Regions from separate parts of the Homo sapiens genome. Here all the other regions are linked to region 3. A link is a contact called in ENCODE Hi-C or POLR2A ChIA-PET data. All regions are on one chromosome and are shown on one strand. Each heading gives the region's core, a stretch centred on a gene start or an enhancer-like site at or near the end of the contact. The rest is flanking DNA. Distances are from core to core; before and after follow the strand shown. Region 1 overlaps DLGAP4 (DLG associated protein 4). Region 2 holds the start of BCL2L1 (BCL2 like 1). Region 3 holds the start of RALY (RALY heterogeneous nuclear ribonucleoprotein).

Evidence for each region. Hi-C counts contacts between places; a loop is a spot of excess contacts on that map. ChIA-PET counts read pairs that join two places held with the same protein, here RNA polymerase II (POLR2A). Pooled maps may share reads with other maps.
Region 1: a loop to region 3 is called in a map of CD8-positive, alpha-beta T cell, with 18 times the contacts of the local background. The contact joins the enhancer-like site here to the promoter of RALY in region 3. A Hi-C loop is called at or near these places in 3 of 168 maps with a recorded cell type or tissue (CD8-positive, alpha-beta T cell, gastrocnemius medialis and naive thymus-derived CD4-positive, alpha-beta T cell) and 13 of 50 pooled maps.
Region 2: a loop to region 3 is called in a map of CD8-positive, alpha-beta T cell, with 18 times the contacts of the local background. The contact joins the promoter of BCL2L1 here to the promoter of RALY in region 3. A Hi-C loop is called at or near these places in 1 of 168 maps with a recorded cell type or tissue (CD8-positive, alpha-beta T cell) and 6 of 50 pooled maps. POLR2A ChIA-PET finds 5 or more read pairs at or near these places in 1 of 52 experiments (Caco-2).

What each region holds. Positions count from the first base shown.
Region 1 is chr20:36,462,566-36,466,425 of GRCh38, reverse strand. All of the region lies in intron 7 of DLGAP4 (DLG associated protein 4), which reads right to left. Among named protein-coding and RNA genes, the nearest start is that of MYL9, 77 kb to the left of the region's middle. RefSeq lists a silencer at 626-920 and enhancers at 811-990, 566-1,491, 1,492-2,418, 3,825-3,860. Within about 2 kb of position 1,270, at least 25 of the 41 ENCODE cell types and tissues checked have a DNase peak (open chromatin) inside an H3K27ac peak, as active enhancers do; they include CD8-positive, alpha-beta T cell and gastrocnemius medialis, where a contact is called at or near this core.
Region 2 is chr20:31,721,196-31,725,400 of GRCh38, reverse strand. BCL2L1 (BCL2 like 1) reads left to right here and starts at 2,533. Exons shown (of 3, transcript NM_138578.3): 1 at 2,533-2,783; 2 at 3,053-3,746. The coding sequence starts at 3,183. RefSeq lists enhancers at 1,435-1,634, 1,404-2,158, 2,165-2,224, 2,159-2,914 and silencers at 1,665-2,114, 2,321-2,615, 2,515-2,624, 2,675-2,794.
Region 3 is chr20:33,990,895-33,995,160 of GRCh38, reverse strand. RALY (RALY heterogeneous nuclear ribonucleoprotein) reads right to left here and starts at 1,250. Exons shown (of 10, transcript NM_016732.3): 1 at 1,030-1,250. RALY-AS1 (RALY antisense RNA 1) reads left to right here and starts at 794. Exons shown (of 2, transcript NR_109886.1): 1 at 794-956; 2 at 2,256-2,673. RefSeq lists silencers at 530-859, 1,080-1,129, 1,190-1,319, 1,500-1,609, 1,780-2,029 and enhancers at 1,807-2,333, 2,270-2,349.

The DNA of each region.
Region 1 (3,860 bases), core at 21-2,520, 2.5 Mb before region 3:
CCAGGACCAAGTAGGGGAAAGGTGACTTGCTTCTGAAAACCACCAATCCCCACACAAAACAAAGCTGATGATGGTGATGACTGCCATTTATTGAGGGGCTGTTACTACACGAGTTCTCATTTCCATCCCAATCTGATAGGGAGGAAAACGGAGGTACAGAAAGCTGACTAATCCAAGGTCACACAGCAACAAGCTAGGCTGTCATGCAAACCAGGGTCCTCTCAGTTCAGCTTTTCCCAGGTTGCAGCCGACAGGCTCTCAGCACCAGCATCCTCTAGAGAGCTGGTTTAAAAACCTAGGGGCATGTGATTCCTGCCCCAAGACCTGCCAAATGAGAGTGTCTAGGGATGGAGCTTTATAAAGACAAGAAACCCAAATTTTATATATGAGAAAACTGAGGCACAGAAAGGTGGCGTGACCTGCCAAGGTCATGCCGTAAGCATCCTCAGGAGTCCTGCTGGGACTCCAGAGCCAGCAAGGACAAACTTCCTGGGGGAGGTGGCATTTGACAGTGTGGGCCTCTAGGGGAAGAGAGGGCACTATAGGGGAAGAGGACAGCATTAATAAAGGCTGAAGCGGGAAAGGACAGGCAACAACTTCTCAAAGTGGCTAGGGGAAGGAAGAAATACATACAGAACCACGATGACAGCCTTCCCGCAAGAGCCCATCTGAGCTTCTGGGAAGAAAGCCTGTGTGGCATTTACAATCTGCAGGTCTCCAGCAGTGGCCCTCTGGGTGTGTCTGGTTGCTGCTCAGGATGAGAAAGCCACGGGAGGTGGTGACTCAGTCCCCACCCAGCCTCCAGATAGCCTCCTTTTAAATTCAAGATGAGCTCAGAGACTGGGGAAATGTCAAGAAAACCCTCCTCCCAGAACAGATGGGAACAGACCCAGGGAAGGCGGCCTGAGGGGTAGGCTATCAGGCAGAAGCCATAAACCTGGAGAAACGCTGCGGGCTGTGGAGAAGAGGCCTGGGCTACAAGTTTGCCTGTCACTGCTGTGGCTGTGGGCCCCTGAGCAGGTCCTTGTCTCTCTCTGGGCCCCCTATTTTTCATTCACCTGTGAAACAGGGAGAACTCCACTGGCTTCCGACTTCCAGGCCTGTTGGTGGAGAACAATGGTCGGGAAAGAGCCTGGCTGATTACACAATGCCTCACACAGCCTGGGAGAGATGAGAAGATCACTCCTATTACTATTAGAATAGCCACAGGTGCTTTCCTAGTTATCTAAACCCCAACCACAGGGCATGCGGGGGTGGGGGGGATGGGGGGGGAACTGGGCTGTCTAGTTCCTACAAAGAGAAAAGTCACCCAGATGTTTTTGGGAAGGGAAAGTTCACATTTATTAAGTGCCTACTGTGCACCAGATTTAAAAAAAAATACATAATCTCATTTAATCCTCATCATAATCCTGTAGTACAGATCTTGAGTCCAGATAAGAAAACTGAAGCTCAAAGAAATAATTTGCCCAAGATTACAAACGCAGTGAATGATGGAGACTGATTAAAACCAGGCGTTTGTGGTTCTGAAACCCAGAGTTTCTACTCTCTGGAACAGTTTCTTCTTTTTTTTTTTTTGAGACAGAGTTTTGCTTTTGTCACCCATGCTGGAGTGCAATGGTGCAATCTCAGCTCACTGCAACCTCCGCTTCCCAGGTTCAAATGATTCTCCTGCGTCAGCCTCCCAAGTAGCTGGGATTACAGGCGTGTGCCACCACACCCAGCTAATTTTTGTATTTTCAGTAGAGACGGGGTTTCACCATGTTGGCCAGGCTGATGTCGAACCCCTGACCTCCAGTGATCTGCCCGCCTCGGCCTCCCAAAGTGTTGGGATTACAGGCGTGAGCCAGCGCGCCCGGTCGACAGGGTCTCATTTTGTTACCCAGGCTGGAGTGCAGTGGCATGATCTCAGCTCACTGCAGTCTCGACCTCCTGACCTTCTGGATTCAAGCTGTCCTCCTGCCTCAGCCTCCTCCAAGTAGCTGGGAATACAAGCGCATGCCACCACACCCAGCTAATTTTTGTATTTTTTGGAGCAACAGGGTTTTGTCTTGTTGCCCAAGCTGGTCTTGAACTCCTGAGCTCAAGCGACCTGCCTGCCTTGGCCTCCCAAAGTGCTAGGATTACAGGAGTGAGCCGCTGCTCACACAATTCTTGAGGGATTCCATGATTTCAGAATCAGTCTTAGGATAAGGAATGTTATTCCCATTTTATGGATTAGGAAGCTGAAGCCCAAAGGAAAGTGACATCCCTAAAAGTGGGTGAGATGTGGGAACTGGGATCCTGCACCCCTCACTTCCAGGCCAGGCACCAAGCCCTTCTTCTTTTCCACTGCAAGTAGCTGAAGTAAAGCACCAAGCACAGCGTACACAGTAAAAAGGTCAAAGGATGTTAGAGATTGTCATTATACACCAGGGGCAGGTGATAACAGCATGACAGTGACTTCTTCAAAGGCAGTGCCATGGAACAGGACCCAGAAGTCCTGGCTCAAACCTCTGTGGGTCCCTGGCCCTTCTGGGCCTCATCTCTTCATCTGTAAGACAAGGCGCTTGAACAGCTGATCTCATTCCCTGCACCAAAGTTCTAGGACATCCTAAGCTCCTTGACAGCAAACCCCAGCTCTCTGCAGAACCTCTCTCGGCTGAGGTCTTTGTTCCCCTACTCTACAGGGGAAGCAGGAAAAGCAGCCAAGGCTCACAACTACAAAGTGACTTTATTCCAAGTGCCACTGTCCAAGCAGGGCCCACCCTTAAACAACAATGGGATGGAACATGGAAAATCCAACTGTCCCCCTGCACAGACATCCCGATGGGCACGCCCATCTATCTTTACAAACGGACTAACAAAGAACAAGCAGGATTGGGGCCTGAATTAAGAAACAGCCGTCTCCCTGCTCTATTGGAAGGGCAGGTGCATTCTCGAATAACCAGGTAGTGGGGAGGAGGTTAAAGAGCCCTGGACTGTAATGTCCTAGTCCTGGATCCCTGTCCCAGCTCTGGCAGGAGCCAGCCAGCTGTTTACCCTTGGGCAAGCTCCTCTCCCTCGATGGGGCTGTTTAAAGACAGGCTGACAGTTCACAAAGCGTGTCTACAGATGTTTCATTTGATCATCATGACAACAGTGTGAGGCCAGCACAATTATCCACTTTTTACAGATAGGGAAACTGACAGAGAGGACAAGGGTCTCGCTCAAGGTTACAACACCTTGAAGCTGGCAGAACCAAGGCCCCAGAGGTTAGACTACCAAAGTCAATCCTCAGGGTGGTCAGATTAAGAAGTCCTCTCCCTGCTCATCCTGAATCGAATCTCAGCAAGATCCAGGCAGCACAGACCTTTGTTCACTTGCCCACTCTGGTGTTCTGCAAAGTTCTGGCCATGAACCCCACAGCCTAGCTGCCTAGGAGGCTGACCCCACCCCCACCCCCCTGCAAAATTTCATTACTCAAGCTGGCAAGAACGCAGCCCCCACACCCAGCCGGGGCTAAATAAACGTCCAAATGATATCACATCCTGCCGGCTCCAAAATAGCCCGGCCTGCCCACAAGCGATCACAAAGTGCCAGGCCATGCGGGGCCAAGTGGGCAGGGATGCCCAGCCCGTGGTGCCCTCCACACACTCAAGCAACTAAAGCAGAAGCCTCAGAGCAGGAAGGCCCCCCACTCCCTCCTCCGCCAGACAGCCTGGCCCCTCCCTCCTTTCCCCCTTTGTGGGAGGCCTCAGAGCCCCCTTGCCCTAGCGCCAGCCCTTGCCCCAGCGCCAACCCCATGGAGCCTCGGCCGCGGCCAGCCTGCGGGCCAACTCCGGCCCGACCCGGACACCCCACCACTCACATTGCTTCAAGAGCTCCAGACACAAAGCCATGAG
Region 2 (4,205 bases), core at 1,284-3,783, 2.3 Mb after region 3:
AGGCCGACATAGACAGATCACTTGAGCCCAGGAGTTTGAGACCAGCCTGGGCAACATGGGGAAACTCCATTCTCTACAAAAAATACAAAAATTAGCTGGGTGTGGAGGTGCGAGCCTGTATTCACAACTACTGGGGAGGCTGAGGTGGGAGGATCACCTGGGATGGGGAGGTCGAGGCTGCTGTGAGCTGAGATCACACCATTGCACTGCAGGCTGGGTGACATACCCTGTCTCAAAAAAAAAAAAAAAAAAAAGGCCGGGCACGGTGGCTCATGTCTGTAATCCCAGCACTTTGGGAGGCTGAGGCAGTCGGATCACCTGAGGTCAGCAGTTTGAGACCAGCCTGGCCAAAATGGTGAAACCCTGTCTCTACTAAAAATACAAAAATTAGCCGGGCGTGGTGGTGTGTACCTGTAGTCCCAGATACTAGGGAGGCTGAGGCAGGACAATCACTTGAACCTGGCGGGCAGAGTTTACAGTGAGCCAAGATAGCACCACTGCACTCCAGCCTGTGCAACAGAGCAAGACTCCATCTCGAACAAACAACAATAACAAAAAAAAAAAAAAAAATGAGGAAAGAGTTCAACAGAAAGACCACCTGAAAAAGGGGTAAACAATATGAAGAAAATTCACCAATACAAGATCCACCACCCTCCAAAGAAAGACTAAAAAATATGACAAATTGCTCAACTTCATTCATAATAAAAAAAGAAATATGAAAGTGCCTTCGGTTTTTACCCATCTAATTGGCAAGGATAAAACATTTGATAACACACTGTGTGGTTCAGGGTGTAAGGAAATTGGCGGGGCGCGGTGGCTCACGCCTGTAAACGATTCTCCTGTAAGCGAGTCTGCTGCCTCAGCCTCCCGAGTAGCTGGGATTACAGGCATGCGCCACCACGCCCAGCTAATTTTTTGTATTTTTAGTAGAGACGGGGTTTCACCACATTGGCCACGCTGGTCTTGAACTCCTAACCTCAGGTGATCCGCCCGCCTCGGCCTCCCAAAGTGCTGGGATTACGGGCGTGAGCCACCGCGCCCGGCCTGTCCTATGGAGTTTACAATTAATAACTCTCTTAATCATCACAATAGCTCAACGAGAGAGGTTGGTACTATTACCCATTTTACAATTGAGGACATTGAAGCACAGAGCAGTTGAGAAACTTGCCTAACTAGCAGAGTTAGAATCCAGACAAAGTGCTTAACCACAAGGCGATGCTTCTTCTATATATAAACTGACGGACGGATGAAATAGGCTGATTGACTGATGAGTGACTGACTGACTGACTGAATGAATAAATGGAAATGTGATTATAAATGTTGATTTTTTGCGCCTCCCGATTCCCCAGATCTACCGCGAGGGGGCGATCTCTCCCCGGTCCTGATGCCAGTCACTCAAGGCGCGCACTCCCTTTGCGTCTCGGGCTCGCGCGCGTTGCCGCGGCACCGGAAGTGACTGAGCTTGCAAGTTCCCCTGTCTCTTCAGGGGAAACTGAGGCCGGCTTGTTCGGGAGAGACGGCGCGAGCAGTCAGCCAGGTAGGCCGGCAGCCAGGTAGGCCGGCCCGGGTCCGCGGCGCGGAACTCGGCCGCGAAGAGCTCTTGCGTCTGGAAGCTACCGGGCCGATGAAGGGGGATGTGGCCCCCCACGGCTCGCGGGGCTCGCAGGTGAGAGCGCCGCCTCCCCTGTGCGTGACAGCCGTTGCGCCCAATAGGAGCCTTCGCCGTCCCGCTTCCGTGCCGGCTGGGCTCGCTGATTGGCTGCGCTGGGGCGGACCGCCGGGGGCGAGGCCCCTCCTCTCAGGAAGGTCTAGGGGGCGCCCCCGGGGGAGGGCGGTTGCCTAGCAACGGGGCGGTGGCTCGGCGGGTACCCGGCCTAGTGAGCTCGAGAAGCCGCTAGGCCGCAGCCGGCCCACCCTGGGCTCCGGAGAGGTGCAGCCCCCGGCCCCGGAGCCCTCCCGGGGGCGCCAGAAAGCCACTTTGGGCCTGTCCCCAGGAAAACGTGGTCTCAGCTGTGGGGCCGTCGAGCAGGCCTCGACCCCTCTTCCTGACCTGAGGAGAGGCCCAGCGCCTCACCCTCACCCAGTCTTTGTGCAGGGCGCCGGCGGCCATTGTGTCCGGGCGGGGAATGGAGGACCCGGCAATCCCCAACTGCCACGTTCTGGGCCTTTGGGGAATTCAGAGCAAACCAGCGGCATTTGTTGGGGGTCTCCGGCCTTCAACATCACAGACAGGCCTGGGGGTGGCCTTCCCAAAGTCAGATTGCAGATCTGAGGCAGTTTCCCCCTCCCTGCGTCCCTCACTGAAACCTTGAACCCCATTGAGAAGTCCCTTTAGGGTTTCGGACGCCTCCACCTCACCCTGGGCTGGTGCTTAAATAGAAAAAAGAAAAACAAAAACCAACTAAATCCATACCAGCCACCTCCGGGAGAGTACTCCTGGCTCCCAGTAGGAGGCGGAGAGCCAAGGGGCGTGCAAGAGAGAGGGGGCTGGGCTCCCGGGTGGCAGGAGGCCGCGGCTGCGGAGCGGCCGCCCTCGATCCGGGCGATGGAGGAGGAAGCAAGCGAGGGGGCTGGTTCCTGAGCTTCGCAATTCCTGTGTCGCCTTCTGGGCTCCCAGCCTGCCGGGTCGCATGATCCCTCCGGCCGGAGCTGGTTTTTTTGCCAGCCACCGCGAGGCCGGCTGAGTTACCGGCATCCCCGCAGCCACCTCCTCTCCCGACCTGTGATACAAAAGATCTTCCGGGGGCTGCACCTGCCTGCCTTTGCCTAAGGCGGATTTGAATGTAGGTGGTGCGGGGGAGCGGGAGTGGGGCGGGGGGGACTGCCCAGGGAGTGACTTTCCGAGGAAGGCATTTCGGAGAAGACGGGGGTAGAAAAGGCTGGTGGGAGATTCAGAGTCCACTGGTGCTTTCGATTTGACTTAAGTGAAGTATCTTGGAACCTAGACCCAGACCTTCGTAAGACCCACAAAGAAACCAGTTCTGGTACCTGGAGGGGGAATGGAATTTTTAGGGTAAATGGCATGCATATTAATTATTTTTTTTTCCTGAAGCTCTTTCTCTCCCTTCAGAATCTTATCTTGGCTTTGGATCTTAGAAGAGAATCACTAACCAGAGACGAGACTCAGTGAGTGAGCAGGTGTTTTGGACAATGGACTGGTTGAGCCCATCCCTATTATAAAAATGTCTCAGAGCAACCGGGAGCTGGTGGTTGACTTTCTCTCCTACAAGCTTTCCCAGAAAGGATACAGCTGGAGTCAGTTTAGTGATGTGGAAGAGAACAGGACTGAGGCCCCAGAAGGGACTGAATCGGAGATGGAGACCCCCAGTGCCATCAATGGCAACCCATCCTGGCACCTGGCAGACAGCCCCGCGGTGAATGGAGCCACTGGCCACAGCAGCAGTTTGGATGCCCGGGAGGTGATCCCCATGGCAGCAGTAAAGCAAGCGCTGAGGGAGGCAGGCGACGAGTTTGAACTGCGGTACCGGCGGGCATTCAGTGACCTGACATCCCAGCTCCACATCACCCCAGGGACAGCATATCAGAGCTTTGAACAGGTAGTGAATGAACTCTTCCGGGATGGGGTAAACTGGGGTCGCATTGTGGCCTTTTTCTCCTTCGGCGGGGCACTGTGCGTGGAAAGCGTAGACAAGGAGATGCAGGTATTGGTGAGTCGGATCGCAGCTTGGATGGCCACTTACCTGAATGACCACCTAGAGCCTTGGATCCAGGAGAACGGCGGCTGGGTAAGAACCAAGCCCCTTGTGTGTCCCTTTTCTTTGGCCTCTGGTCAGAGATCCCCAACAGCCCTTCTTCTGTATCTCTTTCTGTTGTGTTGGGTGATTGTTGGAGACGTTGATAGTTGAGGAAACCTGACTGGCCTCATTTCACCACAAGAGGTTAACTCCTTGGAAATACAAATGACCCTGTGCTTCAGAGATCAGGCATCTTTCACCCTGGTCACCCCCATGACTCCACTATTCCATACTTGTGTTCCAGTTTCTCAGCAAAGAAAACTGTAGCCTATGTGTTCATTAAGTCCCAAACCTGTGAGGGTAGGAAGTTAGTTCGGTGTTTCCCTTACCTTATACAATGGTTCACACACAAAGGGGTGATGAGTATAATGCCTGGAGAAGATGATGAGCATCAATGACCCACAGACCTCTCCATCTGTTCCCCCCAAGGGGTCTCAGTCCTATCCTGGG
Region 3 (4,266 bases), core at 1-2,500:
TTCATCCACAGTATAGTGGACAACGGCCCAGAAGTCAGGGAAAACCCAGAGTTATGCCCCTAATTAAATGGTGTGACCCAAGGCTAGGTAAAAATACCCTCTGCACTAAGAGATGATACATGCTCACACCAGGAAATATTAATAAATAATAGGTACTGGCACCACTCCTTTGCACTTCTGTGGCTACTGTGACTTGGAGAAAATTACTTGACCCCTCTGCGCCTTAATTTCTGCTTTTGTAAATGAGGATAAACCAGAAGGCCGTTGTGAACATTAAATGAAATAAGGCTTGGGAAGTTCCTGGGTGAAGTCTCATTAAATGTTCCCTGTCGGTGTTAAACACTTCTTTCACATATTAGTTCCCTCCCTGAATCCACGAACACCCCGCAAAGCGAGTTTCCTTCTTTCCCCCCATGTCACCGAGAGGCAAACTAAGACTCGGCCGCCAAGGAGGCTGAGTGAAACGCGGATACGGCCCCAGTTCGAGGGCCCGTTGTTGTTTCTCTCCGAGCCCAAGGCGTGCAAAGAGCCCAGAAGAGGCGGGAGCCGAGGCAGGACAAGCTCTGCGCGCCTCCGGGAGCCCGTAGACCCAGTCCGGGTTAGGAGAGCCGGAAGCAGCCGCGGCCGGGCCCGCCTGCGGCCTCCCCGGAGCAGCCTCCGTTCCCCTCCCTCCGCCCCTCGCCGGGCGGGGCGGGGCACGAGCACAAAAGACTCCAACTTCCGAGCGGGCGCGGGCCCACCCAGCCAACTACTGGCCCAGACTTGGCCCGCGGAGAGAGCAGACAGGGAACGCCGGGAGCAGGACCGGGCGCGGAGGGCTGGGGCCGGGGACCCGGGGCGGCGGGTCCGAGTGGGAGAAAGGAGCGGCGGAGGGGGCCTAGAGTTACTCGGGCTCCCGGGACTCCCCGAAGGGCAGAAATAAGTTTCTAAAAATAGGCAGCGGCCTGCCGGAAGAAGTGAGTGAACGGAAAGGCACAAAGCACACACCCTCCCCGCACCCCTAAGGAGACGCCCGCAGTCCCCACTCACCCGCGCCGAGAGGTCTGGAGGAAGCCGCGCGGCTGGGAAGGAGGCGGTACTGCCGCACTCGGGGACGTAAGGGAGGGAGGAAAAGGGCGGCTGCGGCGGGAAGAGGCTGGGCACACGCGCGGGAGTCGTCGTCGTCGCCGTCGCCGCCGCTACCGCCCCCTCAGCTTCTCTGGGTTCCGCTGCCCCGAGCTGGCGCCGCTCGCGCGCCCCGCCGCACTGACAGCGGCGCGAGCCCCGCAACCGCGAGCCCTGCCCTCGGCCGGCACCACTGAGGCGCGCGGGGGTGGGGGCACCCGGAGCGGCTCCCCGCAGCTCGGCTCCGCCCGCCGCTCCGGCCCTGGTTCCGGGCTCTCCTCCTTCTCTGTCTCCTGGGAAGGACACGGTGACACGAGCACGAGGAGTCTGCAGCCCCGCCCAGAAACAGCCCGGCTTCCCAGGCGCATGGGCTCTCCCCACCCTCTCAGCCTGGCTTTGGAAAGGTCCAGAGCTTCGGCGGGGACGGGAGGAAGGCGGGGCCAGGGTGGGGCCTGAAAGGGAGGAGGGACTGAGACGCGGCTTGGGGAGGCGGGGCTGGGGCGGGAAGAGGGCAGCTTGCACAGGTTTGGAGCCGAAGTAGGGGCGGAGCTAAGATGGTGATGAGGCCCTGGGAAGAGGGTCGCCGGACCAGTGGGGAAGGCCGTGCAGGAGATGGAGAGCCGGGAACCAGGACAGCGCTTGAAAGGAGATGCTGTGGGCGGGGCTAAATGGAGAATCGCCCAGAGGGCGGAGCCACGGGTGGAGGGAGGCGGGGCTGAAGAGAAGCTTAGAGTGGGAGGAAGATGGAAGCGGGCCTGAAGGAGGCGGGCCCGGAAGCAGGGAGGGGAGGAGGGGCCCCGGGGGTGGCTACTCTGGGCGGGTGCCGGAAGGAGGCGTGCCCCAAGGAAGGACTGAGGGGTGGTGCTTGAGGTGGGCGGGGCCTGGAGATGGCGCTCAAATCTGCAGGCTGTGGGCGGTGCAGGAGGGATCCGGAAGAGACGAGGCAGGAAGAAACTCCTGGTCCTTTCGCTTTTAAGGAACGTGCCACCTAGACAAGGTGAGGGTCGCTCTTCGCTGCCTAATCTGGGACTGGGCGGAGAGGCCGCGCTAAGGGTGATCTCCGAAAAAGATGCAGGAGATGTTTTATAACTTGATCCAGGTGCTAGTCCTCTCTCCTACACATTTCTCCTGTCGGGATTTCTCACTTTCAGTGTTCCAGCCTCCGGTGAACCAGTCTTCCTAGTGAGAGCACGAGAAGCCCGTTGTCCTTCATTCCTCAGCTATGGATTTCCCTGAAAGTTGAGAACTGACCATATTCTCGATGCCTCCTCCGACCTGTGATTTCATGACTCACATCGCTTCCCCAGAACCTGCTTAACAGACGGGATTCCTGAGAATGGAGCAGAGTTTGAATTCAGAGTCCTGGCTTTGCCATACCAGCAGTTATAATTGTCCTTCTGTTGTTTGATGACCTCCCTGCCCTGCTTCAAAAGGAAGAGAAATCAAAGAGTTGACGACCCTGAGCGCAAGGCCTGGGACGTTCTTCCCCAAACTCGCTTTAATATCACCTTCTCAAAAGAACTCTTCCCTGAACACCTTGTCTCAAGATGTTCTCTAGTTTGTCTTCTTGTTCTGTCATTTATTTGTCTGTTCATTGTTTGTGTGTTTTTTGAGGCGGAGTCTAGCTCTGTCGCCTAGGCTGGAGTGCAGTGGCACGATCTCGGCTCTCTGCAACCTCTGCCTCCTGGGTTCAAAGCGATTCTTGTACCTCAGCCTCCCAAGTAGCTGGGATTACAGGCGTGTACCACCATGCCCGGCTAATTTTTGTATTTTCAGTGGATACGGGGTTTCATCATGTTGGCCAAGCTGGGCTCTAACTCCTGACCTCAGGGGATCTGCATTTGAGGATAAACCCTGTCTTGGCTCCTCCCTGACGGGGGTGAGAAGTAGCCCTCCTGGAATTGCCTCAAAGCCCCCGGTTATCACCAGTGTTCTCGGTTGCAAATTACGAAACATAAATAAACTCAGACTAACAGATGCAGCAAAGGAATTTATCAGGAAGGAATGGGGAGCTCCCAGAACTGATGGGAAGGCTGGAGAACCAGGCTCAGAAAATGCACTGAAGTGGTGAGCGCAGAGGCTTGAATGTTGCCAGGACTCTCCTCCCAGTCCTTTATCTCTTCTCTCTGTATGCGAGCTTTTCTCCTCAAGGCTAGGCACCTGGCTGCAGCAGCGCTCACCACTCACAACTCTCACCCGTTCCACCGGAGAGAGACTGAGGATTTCTGCTTCTGGTCTGAAGGACAAAATTTTAGGGAAAAACTTTGATTGGTCCAACATAGGTAAGTCCCCGTCCCTAGACCAATCATCTATGGGTGGAAAACCAGGTGCTGTGACTGGCCCAACTTAAGCCAGGTGCCATTCTCTAACCAATACTGTGAATAAGGAAGTGGGACGTACAGGGAGATGGCAGCCCCATCGGAACCATATGGTCAGAGAAAGATGCATTTCCCAAAAGATGGAGTTCATGCTCTGGGGCAGATTGAATAATAGATTTTCACTACACCTGCCCCAGAGTTACCCCCAACCAATACATTACTTACTGCCCAACTCTCATCATTCCTTCTCTGCTCAAAACCCTTCAATGGGCTGGGCGCGGTAACTCACGCCTGTAATCCCAGTACTTTGGGAGACCGAGGTGGGGGGGATTACTTGAGGTCAGGAGTTCAAGACCGGCCTGGGCAACATGGTGAAACCCCATCTCTACTAAAAATATAAAAATTAACCGGGCGTGGTGGCAGGCACCTGTAATCCCAGCTACTCAGGAGGCTGAGGTGGGGTAATCGCTTGAACCTGGGAGGTGGAGGTTGCAGTGAGCCGAGATCATGCCACTGCACTCCAGCCTGAGACACAGAGAGAGACTCCGCCTCAAAAACAGAAAAACAAAAAACAACCTTCAATAGCCTCCCATTGCCATGTCATCAGCATGGATCAAAAACTCAAATGTCATGCCGGGCACAGTGGCTCATTCCTTTAATCCCAGAATTCTGGGAGGCTGAGGCAGGAGGATTGCTTGAACCCAGGAGTTTGAGACCAGCTTGGGCAACATAGTGAGACCCTGTCTCTACAAAAAAAAAAATTTTAATTAGCTGGCATGGTAGCATGTGCCTGTACTTCCAGCTACTTGGGAGGCTGAGGCCAGAGGATCACTTGAGCCCAGGA